2 separate regions of the Homo sapiens genome follow, and region 1 is linked to region 2. Evidence: chromatin loops called from intact Hi-C (ENCODE). Cell type or tissue: heart left ventricle. All regions are shown on one strand. Links, peaks and the distances in the headings refer to the core of each region. The heading gives the core; the rest is flanking DNA. Region 1 overlaps ZNF664-RFLNA (ZNF664-RFLNA readthrough). Region 2 overlaps DNAH10 (dynein axonemal heavy chain 10).

What was found. Peaks named below come from ENCODE experiments on the same cell type or tissue, not always from the same donor. Only the 100,000 strongest peaks of a DNase experiment are listed, where the experiment ranks them.
Region 1: it touches region 2 in a loop (2.3-fold over the local background); 45 of 110 quality-filtered maps call a loop at or near these places.

The regions. Positions count from the first base shown.
Region 1 is chr12:124,020,367-124,036,016 of GRCh38, reverse strand. The region is part of intron 2 of ZNF664-RFLNA (ZNF664-RFLNA readthrough); the gene reads right to left. Among named protein-coding and RNA genes, the nearest start is that of ZNF664-RFLNA, 55 kb to the right of the region's middle. In heart left ventricle, for the core only: CTCF peaks have their summits at 3,545 (motif pointing right) and 7,575; DNase peaks (open chromatin) are centred at 5,883 and 7,646; H3K27ac peaks cover 1,536 bases.
Region 2 is chr12:123,902,185-123,910,184 of GRCh38, reverse strand. It overlaps DNAH10 (dynein axonemal heavy chain 10), which reads right to left. Exons shown (of 79, transcript NM_001372106.1): 57 at 7,072-7,246; 58 at 743-924. Among named protein-coding and RNA genes, the nearest start is that of DNAH10OS, 29 kb to the left of the region's middle. RefSeq lists an enhancer at 2,049-2,343. In heart left ventricle, for the core only: a CTCF peak has its summit at 4,651 (motif pointing left); no DNase peak of the experiment used is centred there.

The DNA.
Region 1 (15,650 bases), core at 3,227-11,226, 120 kb before region 2:
GTTTGGGTTAGACAGCTAACTATTTGCTCAATTCATCAAATATTATACTGGAAATTTGGGTCTTTTATTTATATGTCAATTTTACCTCAAAAGGAAAGAACCTAATAAATACTGGACTCCAGCAAATGATACTCATGCTGAAGTGTTTAGGGGGAAGGGTGCTGATATCTGCATCTCACTCTGAAATGCACTGAAAAATTAAGATGGATTAATGGGTGACTGGAAAGATGGATAGACGGACAGGTATACAAGAAAGCACACAGCCAAATGGTAATTCCACAACTAGGTGGTGGATATATAGATGCTCACTGTAAGAGTCCTTCAATTCATCTGATGTTTGAAAATATTTTTATGATAAAATCTTGGAGGAAAAGACATTGGGAATAACTGGGGATATCTGAATATCGACTGCGGGTTAGATAATTCAATACTAGGGATGTCTGAATATTGACTTGGTGTTAGATGATTCAGTGAATTGCGTTAATCTTTTATGTGTGATGATGATGGTGCCATGGTTAGTAGGAAGATGTCCCTATTTTTAGAGACACATTCTAAAGTATTTAGAGGTGTTATAACATCTGAAATATGCTTCAAAATACTCCAGGGGGCAGAAAATGAAGCTAATATTGCAAAGTGTTGTAATGATGACACCCACGTGATGAACTTAGGGGTGTCAGTTACACCATTTGCTCTCCCTGTTCATGAGAAGGAGGACATACTCTCCCAAGGAGCCTGGACTGCAACATTTGAAGTTCTGTCTCTTCTGTCTTGTCCAGCTGCCTGCTGACATTTTTCCTTTTAAAATTTACATAGTTAACAATTTGCTAGCCTGATAATGAGCATGAAGACAGAAGAGAAATTCAAAGAGAATGAGTGAGACGAGAAAATAAAAGATAACAAAATTAACCAGTCAGAATGACGAAAGGCTTAGAAAAAGGCTGGGTAACCGGGAAGGAGGGAGCGTGTGGGTCCTCGTGTCCCAGGACGTCTTCATGACGTGCCCCTCCGACCCCTCCTGCCTTTCTCGCTGGCTTCACCAGGTATCTCTCCAAAGTCAAGGCCTCAATGGTACGCACCACAACCTATCAGCCAGCAGGGTCCCAGGTCCTCCCTCCCATCTCTCCTCTCTAATCGGCCTTCTCCAGCTCTGCGGCCACATCACATCTCAAGAGTCTGTCAGTTCAACTTTTGCGGGTCTCCCAAAGGGTCTGGTGTAAGCCCCTTCCGACCTATCCTATAATCTCCTGCCCAAGATATTTCCTGATTATTTTTCTCCCCAATGCCTCTGTTGCGGAGATTTAATTTTAAGTGCTCTAGCATGGAGCCCCTGGCAAGGGAGATAAAAAGGGCTTTAGCGTCTCCCGAGGCCCGGTTTAGAATCCCAGATCCATCACTTACTTAAATGGGGAATTTGGACCAATCAGTGAACCTTGTGTTCCGCAATTTCTTCCTCTGGAAAATGGGCATGTCAATTGGGATTGAAAGTTACAGCAGCACAGCGCCGCCTGCTCCTGGAATGCACAAATGGCGCGTTTCTTTATTTTGCATGCCCACAGCTCGGCATTTGAGACTCCTCCCTAACCCTCTAACCATATTGCTCAGACAATTCAAATTCCAGCAACAACGAGGTAGTTACAGTTCCCCAGACGCAGGCTGTGACTTCATGCTTCAGTTCTTCATGTAAGTTTACAGTTTTCAAAGTGGGGTCCCTAGAACAACAGCGTCAGCATCCCCTGGGAACTCGTTAAAAACAAAAACAAATTCCCAAGCCTTACCCCAGACCCAGTGAATCAGAAACTGGGGGGCAAGGCCCAGAGATTGGTGTTTTCATGAGCCCTCCAGGTGGTTCTGATGTAGGCTTAATGTTGAGAACCACTGGTATATATTCTCTCCTCTGCTTAAAGTGTGCTTTCTCACTGTACCTGTCAAGTGAACTCCTACACATCCCTCAAAGCCCTTCTGTAGAAAGCCTCTCCTGGCTCCCAGGACCCTAGATAGGGTGATTTTCAGCCCCTAGCAAGGTGATCCTCACTTCTTCAGGGCTGTCCCAGAAGTAAAACTACTGGGTCATCTGGTAGATTGGGGCCTGTGGCTTTTTAGTTAGTTTTGTCCTCTCACTTTCGCAAGTCCCTGGACACTCTGTCCACGTCCTGTGCTTGAATGGGGCTGCATGTCTCCTTCCCTTTGAATTGCTGTAAGACAAGATGTCAACCTCTAAAATATAAAGATGGTTTATATTCCACACATCGATGCCTTGAAGGGAAGGAGAGAAGGCAGAGGAGAAGGAATTTTTCTAACCACTGAAGGCTCAAAACTTCCCATCTCTAGACTAAAACCTGCTCTTCCAAGCTGCTGTGCCACCTCGCCATCTTTTAAGTCTCCTTATGTTCTTAGCAGAGCTTTCCTCTGTCAGATCATAGTCATTGATGAACTCCACAGGAAAAAGAGAACGGAAGATCATGTGCACCTGTTCACCCACGTGCTTGGGATTTTTAGAGCCAAAAAGAACCACTTTATCAATAGGCTGCCTTCTCAGAGGTGGTTCTTGGCATGTTTCACCAAACAGTTGTTTAGAGTTTTTAAAACACTCCCATTTGTGGTATGATTGATACACAATGGCCTGAGCTCTCAGAAGGGAATCTGTGTCTTCAGTCCACGGCACAAATGAAGTAATTGTTTCTAATCTGATGTCTCCACTAGACTATCAACTTCCTTTTTTATTTTCCCAAAGAAATTGCCTGAGGAAATCACATCACGCTTTTATTTTGTATATCACATCACCTCCTACAAAAGTCTTATTAGCATTATTATATCTTTTTTTTTTATTTTGCAAGTGAGTGATCATTAAAGAACTAGCCTTGCTATATAGTTCATAGAATTTACAAAGAATTTAAATAGATGAAACAAAGTAAATGTGTTTGGGTCATCAGGTTCAACATTTAAATGAGATAAGAAAGGCTGGGGCTGAGCACAGTAGCTCACACCTTTAATCCCAACATGTTTGGGAGGCTGAGGTGGGAGGACTGCTTGACACCAGGAGTTGGAGACCAGCCTGGGCAACATAGTGAGACCCTGTCTCTACAAAAAATACAAAAATTAGTGAGACGTAGTGGTATATGCCTGAGGTCCCAGCTCCTCAGGAGGCTGAGGCAGGACGATCACTTGAGCCCTGGAGTTCGAAGTTACAGTGAGCTATGATCGCACCACTGCACCACAGCCTGGACAACAGAGCAAGACCCTGTCCCTAAAAAAATGAACTAAATACAAATTTTTACAAAGGCATAAAGAGAGAAGGGGTTGAAACTGGAGACCACGGGGTTCTGTGACTCCTGGAGTGGTTGCTTTTACAGCATTGTGGTGAGTCAGAAAAATGTTTTATGGACAAATTTAAAAACTGTCTTTTAAAAGCAATTCAGAGAACAAAGTGGAGGGTGGCAGTTTTTGTCCTCCTTTAAAGAAAAAAAGTTAAGGAAAAAAGTTTAGAAAGTTGTATGTGGCTGGGGGGTAAAGAATCCAAAGCGTAGCTCCCAACCCCACCTCTTTTGACCACTAGAGGGGGCACATACATCCCTTCATTCCCAGACAGCTCCCTGCATCGTTTCCCAAAGCTGTACTTGAAGTCACCCAGGGCTTAATTTTCAGCCTCTGTTCACGCAGCATAGACTTGTCAGGTCTTTATAATGCTCAGCGTCTCTTATTTCTCTTTGTACGATAACTCTGGCATTTAACTCTTCCATGCTAATCAAATATACCTCCAGGGTTTGGTTTGGTTTTTTGTTGTTTTAAAATAGACCAACGCTAATAAAGGCAATAGCAACTCTAGTCCCAGGAACATGGGAACAACAGAGCAAATCCTTCAATCTTAGACTTGTTTTGTTTTGTAAAAGAAAAACAAACACCTTTCACTATGTTGTGTTCTTTAAAAATACCCACAATAGGCCGGGTGCAGTGGCTCACGCCTGTAATCCCAGCACTTTGGGAGGACGAGGCGGCGGATCACGAGGTCAGGAGATCGAGGCAATCCTGGCTAACACGGTGAAACCCTGTCTCTATTAAAAATACAAAAAATTAGCCAGGCATGGTGGCGGGTGCCTGTAGTCCCAGCTACTCGGGAGGCTGAGGCAGAACTGCTTGAACCCGGGAGGCGGAGCTTGCAGTGAGCCGAGATCGCGCCACTGCACTCCAGCCTGGGCAACAGAGTGAGACTCCGTCTCAAAAAAAAAAAAAAAAACCACAATAGCAAAGACATGGAATCTACCCAAAGGTCCCTCAAAGATAGACTGGATAAAGAAAACGTGGTACATATATACACCATGGAATACTATGCAGCCATAAAATGGAACAAGTTCATGTCCTTTGCAGGGACATGGATGGAGCTAGAAACCATTGTCCTCAGCAAACTAACACAGGAACAGAAAACCAAACACTGCACCTTCTCACTTATAAGTGGGAGCTGAGCAATGAGAACATACGGACACAGGGAGGGGAACAACACACACTGGGGCCTATTGGTGGGGACAGGGCAGGGAGAGCATCAGGAAGAATAGCTAATGCATGCTGTGCTTAATACCTAGGAGACAGGTTGATAGGTGTGGCTAATCACCATGGCACACATTTACCTATGTAACAAACCTGCACATCCTGCACATGTACCCCGGAACTTAAAAAAAATACCCCAAACAAATGATACAAAGAACATAAGCTCTTGAGTATATGAATAACACTCAACCACCCACGAGTGAATCAGCAACTTCTATTCCGCACGAAGGAAAACAAAAATGAACCCCAGGTTGGCTTTTTTCCATTTGATTATTGGTTCTTTCTCAACCACCTATGTAACTTAAATTTACTTAATATAAAGTCAATTATATAATTCAAAACTAAATCATGAAGCCAAATAAAGTATAATTAATTCCAAAGCCACGTGTCTATTTTATTATTCCCTGCTCATGGGGATTATCCAAGTCATCGCATCTACCATCCCTCTGCGTATTAAATTTGTATATTAAAACTGTGTCAATATTCAGAGGCAATTATCAAGAGGGACTAGAGAACTTGGAGGGGCTTGTAAACTGTTCTGTGCATTTTGTCTGAGAGTGTCAGAAAAAGAAAAGAGATCCTGGCCGATACCGAAGTGCTGAAGAAAACCACAAGTCGTTTGACTGCAAGCTCCCTGATGACAAAGGCCTCTGAGCCTGCAGGAATTCCCTGCATGGAGCCTGTGAGGCTGACAACAATTGATATTTCCCAGGCATCTTGCAGCCCGAGGATCTCTCGGGGATCTTGATTAGGACTTTGTTGGGACAGACACACGCTAGAAGGAGATGAGTCACGTGCTTTCCTGTCGCTCTGCCTCGGGGAGGTCAAATGAGCTGGCCAGTGTGAAGCCAGGGCACTGGGGAATTGGATGAAGACCCCAAAATGCTGACTCTCCTACCCGGACTTTTTGTGACATGAGATCAGCTAGTTAACGCCTAAGATTCTGTAACCTGAGATGAGATCGTATGAGTTTTGCTGTCTTTTTTTTCCTTTCCTCAAAATTACTGTTTGATACATATCATTTTTACTTACTCACGAGGGACAGAAATTTCCCCGGGGCTTGTCTAGTTTGATACCTTTGCTAACTAAATCTGTGGAGGTGGACGGTCAGTCTGCGCTCCCTTGAACCTGGATGAGAGGGGTCTCTGTCCTGGGCCCCGTGCTTTAGAGGGCCCCACTCACAGCCTCTCCAGGGTCAAGGGAATGTGCCAAACCGGAATGTTGCTTCTGTATCAGGCTCCAAATTTCCTGGCACTGGAGGTTCCTTCTGAAACAGCGCAGGCGTTCCTTCAGAGCCTGCACAAACCCGTTCTTCAGATGCAGCCTCCGAAGAGCAGGCTGCTGGTACCCACGGCCCTGCCCATGGGCCTGCAAGGGGGCAGCTATGGGGTGGTGTGGAGGGATGGCCAGAGCTCGAATCATGGGCTGGGTGTCCACACGTGTGGACTCCAGGAGGACTCGGGTGGGGCAGGAAGGGATGTGGAGCAAAAAGGGACACAGGCAGGTGGGACACATGCCAGCCCCTACTGCCCACCACAACCCAGGGGGAGCTCAGGAGTCCCCGCATCCCAAAGGCCAAAGCTTGGCCTTCCAGGTGGTTCTGAAGAGTTCATTGTCAGAACCGCTTTGTTAACTTGATTTGCTTTGCTAACTTGATTTATAACTTTTTTTAAAAAAAAGAGACAGGGTCTCACTCTGTCACCTAGGCTAGAGTGTGGTGGCGCAATCATAGCTCACTGCAGCCTTGAACCCCTGGGCTCAAGAGATCCTCCTGCCTCAGCCTCCCAAGTAGCTGGGACTACAGGTGTGTGCCACCATGCTCGGCTAATTTTTAATTTTGTAGAGATGGGGTCTCACTATGTTCCCCAGTCTGGTCTCCAACTCCTGGCCTCAAGCGATCTTCCTGCCTTGGCCTCCCAAAATGCTGAGATGGCAGGCATGAGCCACCATGCCTGCCTTGATTTATGACTTTTAAAGGTGGGTCTCCATTTGTACTCTTGCCCGGCCCCCCAACACATCAAGGGCAGGCCAGTGACACGTTAATGTGAAGTCATTACTTGCACGTCTCTGCGGGGTCTATTCCAAGATACAACCTGCAGATGAATGCACACACAGAAAATGTACAAACAATAAATAAATGAAAGAATAATTAAAAATATTATTTCTCCCTGGTAACCTGCTTCCGACAAATTTCAAAGAAACTGTTACATAGAGGCTGAGTGTGGTGGCTCACGCATGTAATCCCAGAACTTTGGGAGGCTGAGGCAGATGGATCACTTGAGGCCAGGGGTTTGAGACCAGCCTGAATATCGTGAAACCCTGTCTCTACTAATAATACAAAAATTAGCTGGGTGTAGTGGCACACGCCTGTGGTCCCAGCTGCTTGGGGGAGGCTGAGGCAGGAGAATGACTTGAACTGAGGAGGCAGAGGCTGCAGTGAGCCGAGATCATGCTACTGCACTCCAGCCTGGGTAACAGAGTGAGAATCATCTCAAAAAAAGAAAGGAAATTGTTACACAGACGCAGAAGGAGCATATGGAATTTGGCCACGCTGGGTGTTACTGGTTTCAACTAAATTCTCCCAAATCCCAAGGCAAACTTCCAGCAAAGCAAGGTGACTGGCGAGCTGATGGGGTCATTTGTAAAGAAATGCTGATGCTCTCAAATGTGTACAAGCACCAAGATGCCAGCTGAGAGGGCTCCAGGAAGTTGGCTAGCAAGGGCACGCCTCTTTCCCTCTGTTCATCTGATTGTCAAGAACTCACCGGTGCGCAGAAGAGTTGGCGATCCTCACAAGCCCCAGGCTTGTAGCTTGTGACTGTTTGCTTTCAGAGAAAGGGAACTAAAAGATGCTTTTTCCCCCTCCTGCTTTTGCTTGGCCCTGGCTCCCTGCAAAATCTACCTGAGCAGGTCTGGAGTCACCAGGGACCACCTCCCAGTGCCTTCAAACACGGGGCTCTTGGGCAGCACTCTGGGACCTCAGCGCTTCGCCTGCCGGCAAATGACCACCACACCGCTGCCAACCCACTGCTGCCACCACGCTTCCAGCTACAGCCAGGTCTGCCAGACCCTGCTCCCTCTGCCAGATGCAGGCTCAGCTGTTGTCACCTTCACTGGGACAGCCAGCTCTGACGGGCAGTGCCAGCCTTTCTGCAAGATCACAACACTTGGGACCACTGCCACTTCCTGGGGATAGTAATAATAACAGCTAAGATCTACTGAGCCCTTGCTCTGTGCCAGACACCAGCTGAGGACTTCACTTGCTTAAGCTCACTTCAGCCTCGCAGCCATCCGGAGATAAATACTGTCATTCGTCAGTACAATACTTTACAGATGAGGAAACTGAGGCTCAGAGAGGTAAAGACACTTGCTCAAGGTCACACAGCTAGATGTGGTGGAGGGACTTTGAGTCTGGGCTCACCACACTCTGCATCCAACCCTGCAGCACCTTGGGTGCTGCCACGCCCTCGGGCTCAGCTGCTGCTCCCAGTTGCCACCCCCAAGTCTGCCCGGCTCCCCTGGAGTCCCTGGCTCTCCCACACCGTGTGGCTTGGCTGCCTCTGGTGGAGCAGTGTCACTTTGGCCATGTCAATGCCAGCCTCCCCGAGGACCGCGTCTTCTTGGCACTTCTATCTCTAATGGATCTGTGACAGGGGAAGACTTATGACTATGTGATGTCCTTGTCGTCTTCTCCCTCAGACCCCAGCCACTGCCATCCTCCATGACCAGGCCCTTGTGGAGAGAGAGAAAGAGACAGACACAAAGACAGAGAAAGACAAAGAGACAGGGACACAGACAGACAGGGAGAGAGAGGGAGATAAAAAGAGGCAGAGACAGAGAGACAGATGAACAGAGACAATACAAAAACAGAGTGACAGAGACAGGTGGATGGAGGTAAGAGATGGAGAGGCAGACACAGGCCCGCAGGGCAGCAGGGAGGCCCTGACGATGGCTGCAGTCCTGCAAGCAGGAGGTGGTGGTGGCTCGGAAGAGGGTTTTAGCTCAGAAGATGGGAACAGATGCAGGGTGTATTCTGAGGACAGAATTGACAGGGCTTGCTGACAGATGTGAAAGGAAAAGGGAAATGAAGGAGGCTGCTGGGTGTGGGGCCTGGACACTCACTGCAGGGAGGCGTCATTCACTGCGACTGATAAGCAGTGTCACAGCCAGTTTTATGTGTCAGCTTGGCTTGGCATGGTTCTCAGATATTCGGTCAAACACCTGCCTAGATGTTGCTGTGGTATTTTTGGGATGCGATGAACACTGAAGTCAGTAGCCCCTGAGTGAAGCCAAAGACCTGCCAGGCTATGGGTGGGTCTCATCTAATCAGGTGAAGGCCGTGGGAGAAAAAGACTGAGGTTCCCCGGGAAGAGGGGATTCTGCCTTCAGAAAGCCTTCAGGCTGGAGTGGCAACATCCACCCTTCCCTGGGGCTCGGCTGCCAGCCTGCCCTGCAGATTTTAGACTTGCCAGCCTCCACAACTGCATGAGTCAGTTCCTTAAAATAACCTCCTGTCTATATAGAGAGAGACTATGTATATATATAGCCTGCTCACGGATGACACACACATCCAGGACTCTCCTTTGAGATCCACAGTTGCAGATTCTGCCGACTTGAGTGTCTTCTTCGATGTTGGGAAGAAATTCAACTCAAAGTCATTCAAACCTGGTCCTCTCCTGATGCTTCCTCCTTTAAAAAGTGGCACGACTCACCATCCCATGGCATGAGCCAGACACTGGGAATCTTCCTGGACGAGTCCTTCCTGCTTACTCCTTGTGGTGGGCAGACCCATGGTCCCCAAAGGTGTCCACGCCCCAATCCCCAGAATCTGGGAATGTTACCAACATGGCAAAAGGGGCCCTGCGGATGTGATGAAGGACCTTGAGAAGGGAGATGGTCCTAGATGATCTGAGTGGCCCCTGTGTCATCATAAGGGTCCTCCTAAGAGGGAGGCAGGTGGCTTAGAGTCAGAGGAGGAGACGTGGCCACAGAAGCAGAAGTCAGAGTGTTGGGGCCAAGGGACAAAGGAACACGGATGCCTCTGGAAGCTGGAAAAGGCAAGGAAGGAGATGCTCTCTGAAAGCGGCTGGAGGGTGCACAGTCCCAACACCTTGGACCTACTCCAAACTTCTGACCCCCAGAACTACTAGAGAATACATTTACTTTAAGCCTCCAAAATGTGTGGTGATTTGGGACAGTGACGATAGGAAACTAACATGCACTCCAAATCCAATCCAGCAAGTTCTATGGATTGTTCCTCCCAAATCTCCTTCCTGTAGATATGCCTCTGCCCATCTCTGCCACCGCCTGCCCCCAGGGCTGGCCTCCTCACTTCTCAGCTACTGTGCGGCCCTTTCCTTGGTTCATTATCTCTGTGCCTTCCCTCCCACCTCCAAAAAGTGGAGACCCCTCTCCACTGGGCAGCACTGCCCCCACCTAACTGGAACCACTTGGGGGGAGTTGGGGGCTCCCACTGTCCTTGGATGAGACTGAAACCCTAACCAAGGCCCTGAAGGGCCATCCCTTCCCTGCTTCTCCAAGCTCCCTTCCCCGACACTCCGCCTCCTTCCCTGCCCTGTCTCAAGGTCCTTCCTTCCGTCTGTCAAGCAAGCCCCTCCAACCCAGGCCTCTGCGTGTGCTGCTCCCCGTCAAGCGCCTCCCCTTCCTCTCCACCTCATTAGCACCTCTGACCCTTCACTGCTGCCTTCCCTTTGTCAAGGAGGCTTGCTCTGCTCTGTACGAGGGTCAAATCCTGTGGGGATCCCACGATGCATATGTCCTTCAAAACATCACCTTGTACATAAATATATACAATTTTTATCAATCAAAATAAATAAGAGGAAAAATAGGGACTGAATATAGCTTTTAGCACAGCCACGGAGCTAAAATATTTAAAAAGCCAGAGTTGCCCATCAGCATATCACACCCGCAGTGGGCCCCCCGCCATCCCTGTGACAACATGACAAAAGGGGCCCTGCAGATGAGAGTGGTCTCCACCCTGCAGAGCGTGACCTCCACGCAGGCAAGGCTGTGTTTGTTCTCGTCCGTGCCGCCCTTGAAGGGTGCTTGGTGCATGGCAGATGGGTGACCATGTGTGGGGTAAATCAGTAAATCCAGATGAGCTCCGAGCATGAGCAGCTCCTCTCCAACCCACGTTCATCTGCGCAGCCATGGGGAAGGTGGTCCTCTAGCTTCCTCTCAGGGCTGCCACCTCTTCCCCCTCTGAATTATTCCAAAACAACTTGGAAAATTCCAGAAAATGGGTTCCCTGGAGTCTTGCAGGTGGTCTCATGGGTCCACCACTATCTCCGCTCCATTGTCACTGGGGGAGCGCCGCTGACAAGAGGTTCCACCTTGCACAGCTCAGTGACCTAAAGTTGATCTAGTGTCCTCTGTGGTTCCAAGGAGGGCGGGCCACATGGCCCGGGGGCCCTGGCTTGGTGCCCTGGCCCATGCAGCCATTCCCTAAGGCCCAGATACCCAGGACCTGATTCATTCTTGTGAACCTGCAATGTTCTTCCCTTCTGTCCCCCCTGGGAGCATGTCCTCAGGGGCATGCAGCTTCTCTCTTTACTGCAGGAACAAGAAAGGCCTCTCTACGTCCACATCCCAGCCCAAGAGGGGTCTCCACCCAGCCCACACTGTCCTGCACCACCCCTTTCTGGAATACTAGCGCCCCTTGCCAGCCTCCCTGAGGGCAGAGCTGCCAGACTTAGCCAATAAAAACAGGACAGCCAGTTAAATGCATATTTCAGATTCACAAGAAATATTTTTCAATGTATCTAAAATTCAAATTTAACTAGGCAGTCTGCATTTTATCTGGCAACCCCAGCTAAGGGTGACTCCTCGGGCCCAGGGATGCGGGGCCCTCCCACTGCCTGCAGGGCCTAGCAGTGCCGCACCCAGCTAAGGACAACCACAGAGCCTGGCCTCCAGCTGTCCTGAAGAGGAAGAAAGGAAAAACCACACATTGACTCTTCAGCCATGCATCCTGTTACTTACATCTATGTAGTCAGGAGATAAAAGCAGGTTAAACTTCACTAGCAGGCCTCCGAGTCTCTCCCAGGTTCTGTGACGGTTGAGAACCACATTGCAATGTGTGTGGTTATCGGCGTGGGACACAGTGGGTACAGCCAAAGATGGTATGAAGAAGAAAGGGCCATTGCTAGATTGCTCTCTATAAGACACGGCAGGAATTGGGGGATTTAGGGTAAGCAGGCAGGTTAGGAAGGAGAGAGGAGATCAGGAATGGGGAAGGAAGCCAAGTATGGTGGCTCACGCCTGTAATCCCAGCACTTTGGGAGGCCAGGGCAGGAGACTGGCTGGAGGCCGAGAGTTCGAAATCAGACTGAGCAAAAAAGTGAGACCTCCCCTGCTACCTCCATCTCTACAAAAAGTTTAAAAATTAGCTGGGTGTGGTGGCACATGCCTATAGTCCCAGCTACTTGGGAGGCTGAGGCGGGAGGATTGCTTGAACCCAGAGGCTGAGGCTGCAGTGAGCTATGACAGCACCACTGCACTCCAACCTGGGTGACAGGGCAAGATCCTGTCACCACCGTCCCCAAAAAAGATAAAGAGAGGCCCAACAGCATCATGGGAGGTTAAGGCCTGCTGTGAGGGCAGCTGTGGGACTCCTCAGGGACAGGAATGGCCAGAGACTGCAAGAACAGAAGTTCTATCATTCAACATGCAGTTCCTACATGCAGACGGAACCCTCCTGTTGCTATAAACCATCAGTAAAGGACACCCCCCGATACACAGCCTGAGTCCACAGTGTCTATGGAGTAACACACAGGGCGGCAGAGTCATGAGAGTCAAGATGCAAAGCCGAGTCAGAACTCAGAAACAGCGGGATGTATGGACCAGCGGTGACTCTAAGAAATGGAAACACCTTGTCCCCTCCTCCAAAATAAGGTGTACCAATCCCTGAGGAATTGAGGTTTGTACTTATTTTACTTAAATTATAAAAACACAAACATACTTTATTTTTGGTATTTTCAACTGGCAATAGTATAACTCATTCGATTATTAGTATATATTGGCCAGGCGTGGTGGCTCACATCTATAATCCCAGCCGAGGAATTTGGGAGGCCGAGGTGGGTGGATCACCTGAGGTCAGGAATTTGCGACCAGTCTGGCCAACATGGTGAAACCCCGTCTCTACTAAAAACACAAAAATTAGCTGGGCGTGGTGGCGCACACCTGTAATCCCAGCTACGCAGGAGGCTGAAGCAGGAGAATGGCTTGAACCTGGGAGGCGGAGGTTGCAGCGAGCCAAGATAACGCCATTGCACTCCAGCCTGGGCAACAAGAGCAAAGCTCCGTCTCAAAAAAAAAAAAATTAGTACGTATCACCAAAAAAGGATAATGTGTTGAGTGTCCTTATTAAAAAGAGGAATTAACATTCAGTCAAAAAAATTTATCCTGTGTTGTTTACAAAACACATAGCTAAGACAAAATACAATCGAGTTTAAAGGGAAAGGATCAAACATTTCAGAATAAATGGGGGAAATCTGGGGAAAAAAAGTAATAAAGGGCATGGCTGTGCAAATATTAAAGAATAAAAGCCCAGTAACTGGCCAGGCGCGGTGCCTCACACCTGTAATCCCAGCACTTTGGGACACTGAGGCGGACAGATCACGAGGTCAGATCAAGACCATCCTGGCTAACATGGTGAAACCTTGTCTCTATTAAAAACACAAAAAATTAGCCGGGCGTTGGGGCGGGCGCCTGTACTCCCAGCTACTCGGGAGGCTGAGGCAGGAGAATGGTTTGAACTCAGGAGGCACCACTGCACTCCAGTCTGGGCAACAGAGCAAGACTCTGTCTCAAAAAAAAAAAAAAAAAAAAAAAAAAAAAAAAACCCCCAGTAATTAAAAGTTGGGATTTGGCTGGAACAGAAATAGATCCAAATAAGAATTTGACTTGTAATATAGTTGGCATTTCAAATCCGTGGAGAAAAGATTTAGTAAGTAGTCATAGAATAACTAACCAGCCAGGGAAATTTTAAAAATTTGAGTCTACCATATTCCTTACAGAAAAAAATAAAAAGATTGTGGATGGATCAAAGATGTAAATGTAAAAAACAAAAGCCTAAAAGTAGTAGAAGAAAATACAGGGGAACTTCCATCAACAGAGGCCTAGTGATACATACTGAGGCCTTCCATATGGCGGGAAGTAATGGAGCCATCAAAAAAAAAATGCAAGCACTGGTAGCTAACAGTCACTAGGAGCACTGCTCACTGAAAATTGACATTGCTACAGCACAAGCACAGAATGCAATCATGTTCTCGGGAAACAGCAGGATGTGTGTGCACACCTCCATTTGTGTATACAGGAACTATCTCAGGAAAGCCACACTGGAAAGTGGCTGCTCTGGGGCAGGGGATCTGGAAATCAAGAATGAGAGTCAGGCTAGACTATTCTCTGAATTGTCTGATGTGCGCATACTTTTCCCCAAATACAAAATTACTAAAAGATAATTTTAAGAGATAAACATATCTTAGTCAAACCCAACAAAATTAGGAGTGAAGGTAGGTATATCAATGTAGAACTCAAGCAAACACCATTGAACAGGATGAACCTGGTATTTTACACACATAAAAAGCCCAACTGAGGCCGGGTGTGGTGGCTCACGCCTGTAATCCCAGCACTCTGGGAGGCCGAGGGGGGTGGATCACAAGGTCAGGAGATCGAGACCATCCTGGCTAACATGGTGAAACCCCATCTCTACTAAAAATACAAAAAATTAGCCAGGCGCGGTGGCGGGTGCCTGTAGTCCCAGCTACTCAGGAGGCTGAGGCTGGAGAATGGCGTGAACCCTGGAGACGGAGGTTGCAGTGAGCCGAGATAGCACCACTACCGTCTGGCCTGGGCAAAAGAGCGAGACTCCATCTCAAAAAAAAAAAAAAAAAAAAAAAAAACCTAACTGAAACAAAATCATGGATATTTATAAAGTGAACTGCACAGAATTAGAAATACAGAGAAAATTAAACCAGAAGCATAGTGGAAGAGAGTTCCCTTAAACGCTTTCAAGATCAAGTAAGAAAATAGTAAATGCAATACAAAGAATCTGAATAATACAATGAAGTTTAATGGTATCCATCTATTTACAACCTTTAATGCATAAAAAGTCTCATTTATTTGTCTAAATGGAATCAAATCCCGCCCAAGTCTGCTCTCACAGAATGTGCTTCCTGGGTGGTAACAAGACTGTCTAGGAGAGAGGCCTCTGCCCTGCCCTGTGCTGGTGGTGCTCAGCAGCCCGTGTGGAAGCCAGTGTCATCTACACAGATGCTAGCGGCCAGCCAGGAGGGCCCTCCTTCCTCCAGATCAGGCTTGCATGTGGCTATTTGTTCCCAGGGGCACAGCACTGAGTCCTCAGCAGCCAGGACCCATCCTGGCTCTCTCACTTCTGAAGCATCTCATATAAGGGGCTCAGTCCCCAGCATTCATGGAGCCTACCTCTCTTCCCAATCTCAGTAAATCCTTCTTTGCACTTTGTCTAGAAGCACCAGCCTCCCTCCTTTCCTTCTCTGGAAACTTCCAGCCAGTTGGTACAAGTGACTTAGACCAGAGATGGGGAAATTTTTTTGGTAAAAAGCCAGAGAAAGAATATTTTAGGCTCTGGGGGCCATTCAATCTCTGTTGCAACTCTGCAATTCTGCTGTTGCAGCATCAAAGCAGCCACAGACAAGCCAAGAATGGATCAACATGGTTTTGTTCCCATAAAACTGTATTTATGGACACAATGTGAATTTCATTAAGTTTTCGTATTCAGAAAATATCAATGTGTTAAAAACCATTTAGAAACATACACATTTTTAGCTTGGAGGCTATACAAAAACAGGAGATGAGCTAGATTTGGCCCAGGGCCATAGTTTGCTGACCCGGAACTAGATCACTGAAAATAAAGCCTATTGGGATTAATTCATGGGATTCTAGCAACTAAAAAAAAAAGTTTCAGAAAAAAGATAATAAGCTAAATTAAGGAAGGGAAGAGGATATGATTAGTGATAATAAAAGAAAGTAATAAATATGACAGGAAAATACCCCAGCAGAAGTGATCACCAAAGCCAATGTCTGGTTCTTCGGGGGAGTGGAAGTAGAGA
Region 2 (8,000 bases), core at 1-8,000:
TTCACATAAACGGAAGTCCATCCAATGAAGATTCAGACAGAGGGAGTGCCTTGGGTTTTTGTAGTGGTTGGGGTCATTTGTGTTGAGATTGCTTTTGTTTTTAAGGGGCTAAGAAAAAGCATTTGATAAGAGTCTAAATAAACCATCAAACACAGCGTTAACTTGTATTGCTTTTCGCAAAGACTAACACCATTACACTATCACCGCCTGGCTGAGCACTGGGCAGGGTCAGGAACTGAGCTCAAGGGGAACTCAGTCCTATAACCAAAGATGGAGGAGAGGCTGGCCATCAGTGATGCTGCCCACCCCCATGCCCACTCCCCAGGGACCTCCAGAAGACTTGACACTGACAAGAGGAGAAAGGGGGGAAGTCAAGGTCAGACTAGCTCTGGGCTTCTGCATGTGCACTGAACAGCACTGGGTGAGATGCACAGAAGACAAGGCTGGGCTAGGTTCCAATGAGAAGATCCTGTTTCCTGACACGGAGAGCTAGGACTAGTGCCGAATCGAACCCTCAGTGGGCACGGCTGCCGCCGCGCATCCCCAGCCACTCTCCCTGGGTCACGTCATGGGGCTGCTGTTTTCCTCTGGTGACCATCAGTTGCCTGTTCCATCCGATACCATCTGACCAGAAGGGGAGGGCCTGCCCACGACAAGCCTCCTTGCCCTCCATCCCTGTCCCAGAGCCTGAGATGCCAGACCGAGATCCACCCTGGCGATTCCCACACGTGGCTACACTCACCTTTGATGTTTTTCACTTGGCTCTGGGTAATCGAATCAAAATCAATCTCCATCAGAGACCGCAGGAAATTCGGGTCGGACATCACGCCCTTGGCTGTTTTCCAGTTCAGCTCTTTGTACCCTTTCATGATGAGGATGCATTCGCAGACCGTCTGCACCTGCTTCGGGGGCTTAGCAAACGACCTGGCAAGAAACCAAGGCACGTGGGTCACAACCCCGGGATGTGGCCAGGATCTGGCCTGAAAGAGAGCTCCAGAAAAACGAGCTCAACCAAAAGACAGTCCCTGGAGCTACTGCTGCAAGCAAACGAAAGAAGCCAGGTCCCAACACAAACCGCACTCCTGGGCGGGAGCGTCCCTAAGGGCAGGGCCGGGTCCCCCTCTCAGGTTCCAGACCAGGCGCCTGGAATGGTGCGGGGGCAGCATTAAAATACAAACCCAGGCCGTCCCCGGAGCGTCTGGATCAGTGGTTAGGGGGCAGCCTGAGCACCTATGTTTTAATTACACCCTCGGCTGATTCCTCAGACTCTAAATGGTGGCTGCCGTCATTATTGTCATTATCATCATCATCATCACCATCACCATCACCACCAACCATTATCTCTCCCCATTTACTAGATGGACAAACAGGGTCCTGGGAGCTTGCATGACTGGCTGTGCTGACACCGCCTGGGAAGCCTGGGGTCCCCGCATCCTGGGCTCTTTCCAGGCTATGTTGCCCCGTAATTGTGTTCTGTGGCTTTGATAAGACTAGATCATCACTCTGCTCCTCCAGAACGCAGATGTCCACTGCCCTTGTTCCTCTGGAGAACCAGAACTGCCAACGGAACAGGAGACAGAACAGCAGCGCTGGTACAAAGGCCAGAGAAGGAACCGAACCCATCTCACCGGGGCATCCCACTGCCAGGCAAGGTCAGTGAAAGCCACAGGAGTCTCCCAGACCACGCCATGGAAAGACAGAAGTGGAAGAGAACAGCACAGACAAGGCAAAGCAGGAGAGGAAGGAAAAGCAGGAGAGAAGAGCAGGAGACAGAGGTCCCGGAGGGCATGGATGCAGTGTGGGGGCGGCCAGGCAGGGGCCCAGGCATTTGTGCTCTGGTAGGAGGCTGGGGTGAGCCAGAGAAGAAAGAGGGGGATGGAGGGACAGAGGGGGAGACACATGCACAAGAACAGAGACAGGGAGACAGGGAGGAGACAGAGAGACAGGGAGGAGACAGGAAGACAGGGAGGAGACAGGGAGGGGACAGAGAGACAGGGAGGAGACAGAGAGACAGGGAGGAGACAGGGAGACAGGGAGGAGACAGAGAGACAGGGAGGAGACAGAGAGACAGGGAGGAGACAGGGAGACAGGGAGGAGACAGAGAGACAGGGAGGAGACAGCCTGAGCAGACAGCAACCTGGAGGCTTTCTGCAGTGAGCAAATCCCCCACCCCTCCTGACCCCGGAACCCTCACACACTCCCACACAGACAGCAGAGGAGAGAAGGCCCCATAGTGTACGGACAAGCCAGGGCAACAGCCAGGAGGGAGGGCGCCCACACTTCAGCACAAAGCCCAGTGATGAAAGAAAGGCCCTGAGTCCCCGGGAAAAGGCTCGATCACGCTGGTGTTGGCTGCTTAGGAAAGCGGCGGGGCTGTCAAGTGTCTTTAAAAGGTCCCTTCAGGGTGGATGGAAACCAGGCCCCGGCCACCGCTCTGTGAACAAGCAGGTGGGGAAAGAATGGGGCAGATGTTTTCAGATTCAAGACAGAAGGAGCCCAGGCCTGCGGCGGGGTCCTGAGCCCTTGGGCAAGTTAGGAACCAGCCAGGGCGTCAGTTTCCCCATCTGTGAAGTAGAGACGCAGAACTGGAACCTTCCAGTTCCCAAATCCTCTGAGTCTACCAAAGTGACGTTTTCTGCTGTTGGGTTGCAGGCCACGCTCTGGGATCTCACTTATCCAGAACATACCACTTTCCACAATGCCGGATGACCAAGGTGTGTGAAATGTGGAGGGTGCAAGTCAAGAGAAAGGGAGATGTCTGTTTAATTTGATTCCTTTCTTCTATCACAAAACAAACTCAGGAATGAGAAAGGGAGAATGATATGCTACCCTCCCTAGAGGAAAATAATCCTTATAAACCCCACTCCCCACCTCCCAGTACTCTACCCCTGACACACCAGCTGTCTCTGCTTTTTCTCCAGCCGAGCTCCTTGCAATCTCAGAGAAGGTGCCCCCTCCGCCCTCCATGACCATGACTAGGTCAGGTCCCAACATCCACTGTCAGAGCAGCAAGGACCTTTCCTTCCTAACCTAATCCTACATAATTTCCCCATGCACATGGGATTCCTATAGGAAAACAGAGTGTCAGCGCCACGCAGTGAAGACCCTGCCTGCCTCACTGCTGATGGGCCCCAGTGCCTGCTCAGGGCAGGGGTGGGGTGGGGGACAGACACCCACTGACTACTGAATGAATGAAAGGAAGAAAAGTGAAACTCAAGAGCCAGCAACAAAGGGAGGCTTTTATAGTTTTATAGTTAGAGAAACATCTACTTCTAATCTTCATGACTCTTCATCTTCCTGCCTTAACATTTAATGATTTCTACAAAGAGGATTGAGTATGATAAGAAGGAAGCGCTTTTTAAGGACTTAAAAGATTATAAAATTGTCAAGATGTAAGTGCCGGCTCATTGCGCTTAACATCCAAATGACCTGAGAAAAGCCAGATTTTACTCATCTGGAAAAACTCAAATTGGATCCAAACTCACACAGAACCCCAGGAAAAAAATCCTCAATAGATAAAAGATTTAAATATAAAAAATTAAAACATAAGAGTACCAAAAGAAATCATGGGGAAATTATTTTACAATCTTGCAGTGTGATCAGGCCTTTTAACTAGGACACAATATCCAAAAGCCACAAAATAGGTCGGGTGCGGTGGCTCATGCCTGTAATCCCAACACTTTGGGAGGCTGAGGTGGGTGGATCACCTGAGGTCAGGAGTTTGAGACCAGCTTGGCCAACATGGTGAAAGCCCATCTCTACTAAAAATACAAACATTAGCCGGGCATGGTGGTGGGTGTCTATAACCCCAGCTACTTGTGAGGCTGAGGCAGGAGAATCGTTTGAACCTGGAAGGCAGGGGTTGCAGTGAGCCGAGATCGCGCCACTGCACTCCAGCCTAGGTGACAGAATGAGACTCTGTCTCAAAAAATAAATTTAAAAAAAGCCACAAAGGCCGGGCGCAGTGGCTCACTCCTGTAATCCCAGCACTTTGGGAGGCCGAGGCGGGTGGATCACAAGGTCAGGAGATCGAGACCATCCTGGCTAACATGGTGAAACCCCATCTCCACTAAAAATACAAAAAAAAATTAGCCAGGCGTCGTGGCGGGCGTCTGGAGGTACTCAGGAGGCTGGAGCTACTCAGGAGGCTGAGGCAGGAGAATGGCGTGAACCCGGGAGGCGGAGGTTGCAGTGAGCCGAGATCGTGCCACTGCACTCCAGCCTGGGTGACTGAGCAAGACTCTGTCTCAAAAAAAAAAGCCACAAAATAAAATATTGCTAAAACCTGCCACATAAAAATAAACATAGATGGCAAAAACAAACACACACATAAACCTCATAAACAAAGTCAAATAGCCCATGACAAACCAGGAAAAGATTTGCAACTCACCTTATGGATAAAAAGCTGAGCTCCCCATTATATAAAAAGCCCCTGGAAATGGTTTTGAAATAAAAAGCAACAATAACCACGACCCAATAGATACGCAAACCAAGTTCACAGAAAAGGAAATACACATAACTCTTAGACACACTTTTCTCATAGGAAAAAAAAAAAAGGCCAGCTTCACTCACACTAAGAGAAATGCAAATTAAAACTACACAAGTACCACTCATCTACAAAATATGCAAAAATCCCAACATGTGATCGCGCCCCCTGTTGGTAAGTCTAGGAAAAAGCAGGTACTACTCGTTTGGATTGTTGGTGAGGATAAATAGGTTCCATCCCCACGGCGGGGATTAGGCAACAGCTATGAACACTATAAATGCCTACACCCTGGGACCCAGCAATTCCACTTCCAGAAATGTATCCTGCAGGTGGACTCGCCCACGTGCACAATGAACTATGGTCAGATTTATTCTTTGCCACGCTGTTTGTAAAGGCAAAAGACTGGAGACACAATCAATTTATTTAACAAACTCATCAGTAAGGCCTTGTTAAATAAATTACGGCACAGCCACACAATGGAATGTGAAGGAATGTTCTAAAATATCGGGGAAGTTCATCATACATCAACATGCAAAAGCTCTCCAAAATATACTGCTAAGCAGAAAAGATGCAGAAAGATATGCATAGGGTGTTATAATTTGTATATAAAAGAAGGAAAAAAGGATTTGCAGGCATCCCCTGCTCTCCAAACCCTCAGAACCTGAAGTCAGGAAGAGAAGAGACCCTTGTGTACCTGGTTGCCTTGGTCATGCATGAAAATCCTCAGGAAGTGTATATGAGAAATGATATACCCATACTACCTGTTGCAGTGTGGGAAGGTGACCACAGCTGATAGAGGACACAGTGGCCGTGGGCTTTTCCCAGCATACCTTTTGGATGCTGGAGCCATAATCACAGCTAATGCTTACATGGCTCTGACCATGTGCCCAGCCCAGTTCTTCACATATAGGCTCATATGATCCTCATGAAGACCCTGATGCAGCCGAGACAATTCTTATCCACATTTTACAAATGAAGAAACTGGAGCAAAGAGAGGTTAGATGACTTGCTAAACGTCACACAGCAAAGAGGCAGAGCCATGTATGAATGTGTAAAAATTATTCCTTTTGTACTTAGGCTTTCTCAGGGGTGAGCGGGGCACCTGTCTGCAATGCCTGTCTCACTGCAGGGGACACATGCCACGCCCTCTATTTGGCCCCATGGAAGCTCCCCCCCACTCCTCCACCTTGGATTGATGGAAGGGACTCACCGTTCCTTCTCTTCAAATAAATCCCCTTCAAAAATCCTTCCTAGTCTCTGCTTTCACGATGTTTTTATGCTGCTGACCTGGGAGCAGTGGCCCAAATCCTATCACCGGTAGCTAGAAATTTCCCTGGAGGATGTGTGTGCTGACCGTGTCTCCTACCCCTCCGCTGGGTGTGCACTTCCACTGTGTCCTGGTACCTCAGCCTAAACTTCCAACGCCTAGTGCTGAAGTTTTAATACATCGATCCTTATACCCTCCTTGACACCATCCTCAACACTGAACTAATGACTTCTTGCTGACCACAGCAGCACCTCCAAGTGACCTCCCAAGAATGAACCGGGAGGTCATTCTGTCCTGGAGTGAGCTGAATTCCATGCTCAAATTCACAAATGTTTCACCAATAAGAAAACAAGGGCACGGACTTGGACAAGGAGCGCTGCTCAGCCTTCACAGGCAGCACAGAGGCAGAGAAATAGGAAGCACAGGGAACATGCACCGCTCCAGCGGGAGCCCAGAATGGAAGCCCATTACTGACCCAGGAACGGAGCCTCTCGGCTGCGAGACCCGTGTGTGGGGCCAGGAAGACTGATCTCCTTCTGGATGAAGAGTGGGGAAGGAGAGAGCTGAGGCTCCCACGCCGAGGGGTCTGTGCGGGGCCAGGCAGCACAGGGGCAGAGGCAGTGGGCGGAGGCTGGCACCAGGACAGTGTTCCCTCCCAGGGCTTTACTCACAAGACTCAACTGACCATCAGAGCCCAGGAACAGTGCCCTGGGGAGGCCAAGCCATGCGAGGAGAAAGCTTGTTAGCCCACGCCACACCACGTTACCCTCGCTGACAGCAGATGAGCCCTCTGGTGTGGGGGACAGGGTCATCTTACAGATTGATTTGCAAGATGTATGGGGGCCTCAATAGTGACCTACTCTCACCCTCCTTGAAAGCTTCCTTGGCTGGAAATGGATTCAGGCATCGCCAGTCCGGCCGTGGTGTGCACACATCTCTGCAGAGCTGTTTTCAGCAGGGCTCAGCCCCATGGTGAGCATCCTGCCCCTGCTTAGGGCGGACACTTGCCCCCGCATGTTCCGTGAAGAGCACTGTTTTACCCCACTCCATCCTTCCCTTGGCCTGGGTTCAAGGTCAGCAGGCCCTGCTTCCTACTAGCTGGGGGATCTGGATGCCTGGGGCGCCCACCTCATCTCCCTGGGCCTCATTTTCCCCATCCGAAAATGAGGGCAACAACAGTCTCCACCATGGAGAGAGCCAGGCACAGTGGCAGCATGTGGCATCGGCTCCTTTGTAAGCTCCTGGTTGCCACGATCATGGAGACTACTGGCTTGCAGAGGTGGAATGGAAGCCCAGAATGGTGGCTCAGGTGCATTACCTAATCTCAGTCACGTCCGACTTGTCCAGCTTCTGCAGTTCCAGCTTGGCGGCCTCCAGGATGGGCATGACCTCTGCCAGGGTCGTCTCGGCCTCGGCCTTCTCCATGGCAATGACTTTGTTCTGCTCCTCTATCTCCATGGCCTTTTCCTCTGCCAGTTTCTTCTTCTCCTCGGCTGCAGGGTAGGACAGGGGGTGAGTAAAGCTTGGGCTCAGAGGAGATGCACTCGCGGCCCCGGCTCTGAGCAGAGTGCAGTCCTCAAAGGTTGGCTTGAGCCCTAGCGGGGATCTAAGGGGCTCTGGCCAATGTGGCAGCCTCAGTGATCCTGGTGGGACAGAAAACCTCACCATGCGTGGGGCCTCCAGCACTAGGCAGCCACCCTGACTCTGACCTTCCTCAACTGGCCCACCTGTGTCCCACCCACTCCATCCAGGACAAATCCCATGGCTCCTGATAGCCCCCAGCCCTGCCTCGCCGGTGTTCAGTGAGGATGCTGGGGTCCCCCTCCTGCTTACCGGCTCCCTGCGATCTCCTCCTTCTGCCTCTCATCGCCTCTTCCTACGCTCACTCGGGCCCAGCCAGAGCCACCCTCTAAGGAGCCTGCCCCTCTGTCGTCCTCTCTCTCCCTTCCTTGCTGACTTGCTTCATGACACCAATCGCAATCGGAAGTTTCATTTCACCACTGGCTGATTCACTGCCTGGGTGCCCTCACTCACTAGGATGTCAGCACCTCCCCGAGGGCCGGAACCCCAAAACCTAGAGCAGGGCTTGGCTCACAGTGGTTTGAACAGTGTCACCCCACCAAGATTCGTGCCCACTGGGACCTCAGGATGTGACCTTATTTGGAAGTGGGTCTTTGTAGATGGAATTAGTTAAGATTAGGTCATACGGGGTGAGGGTGGGCCCTAAATCCAATGCCTGGGGTCCCT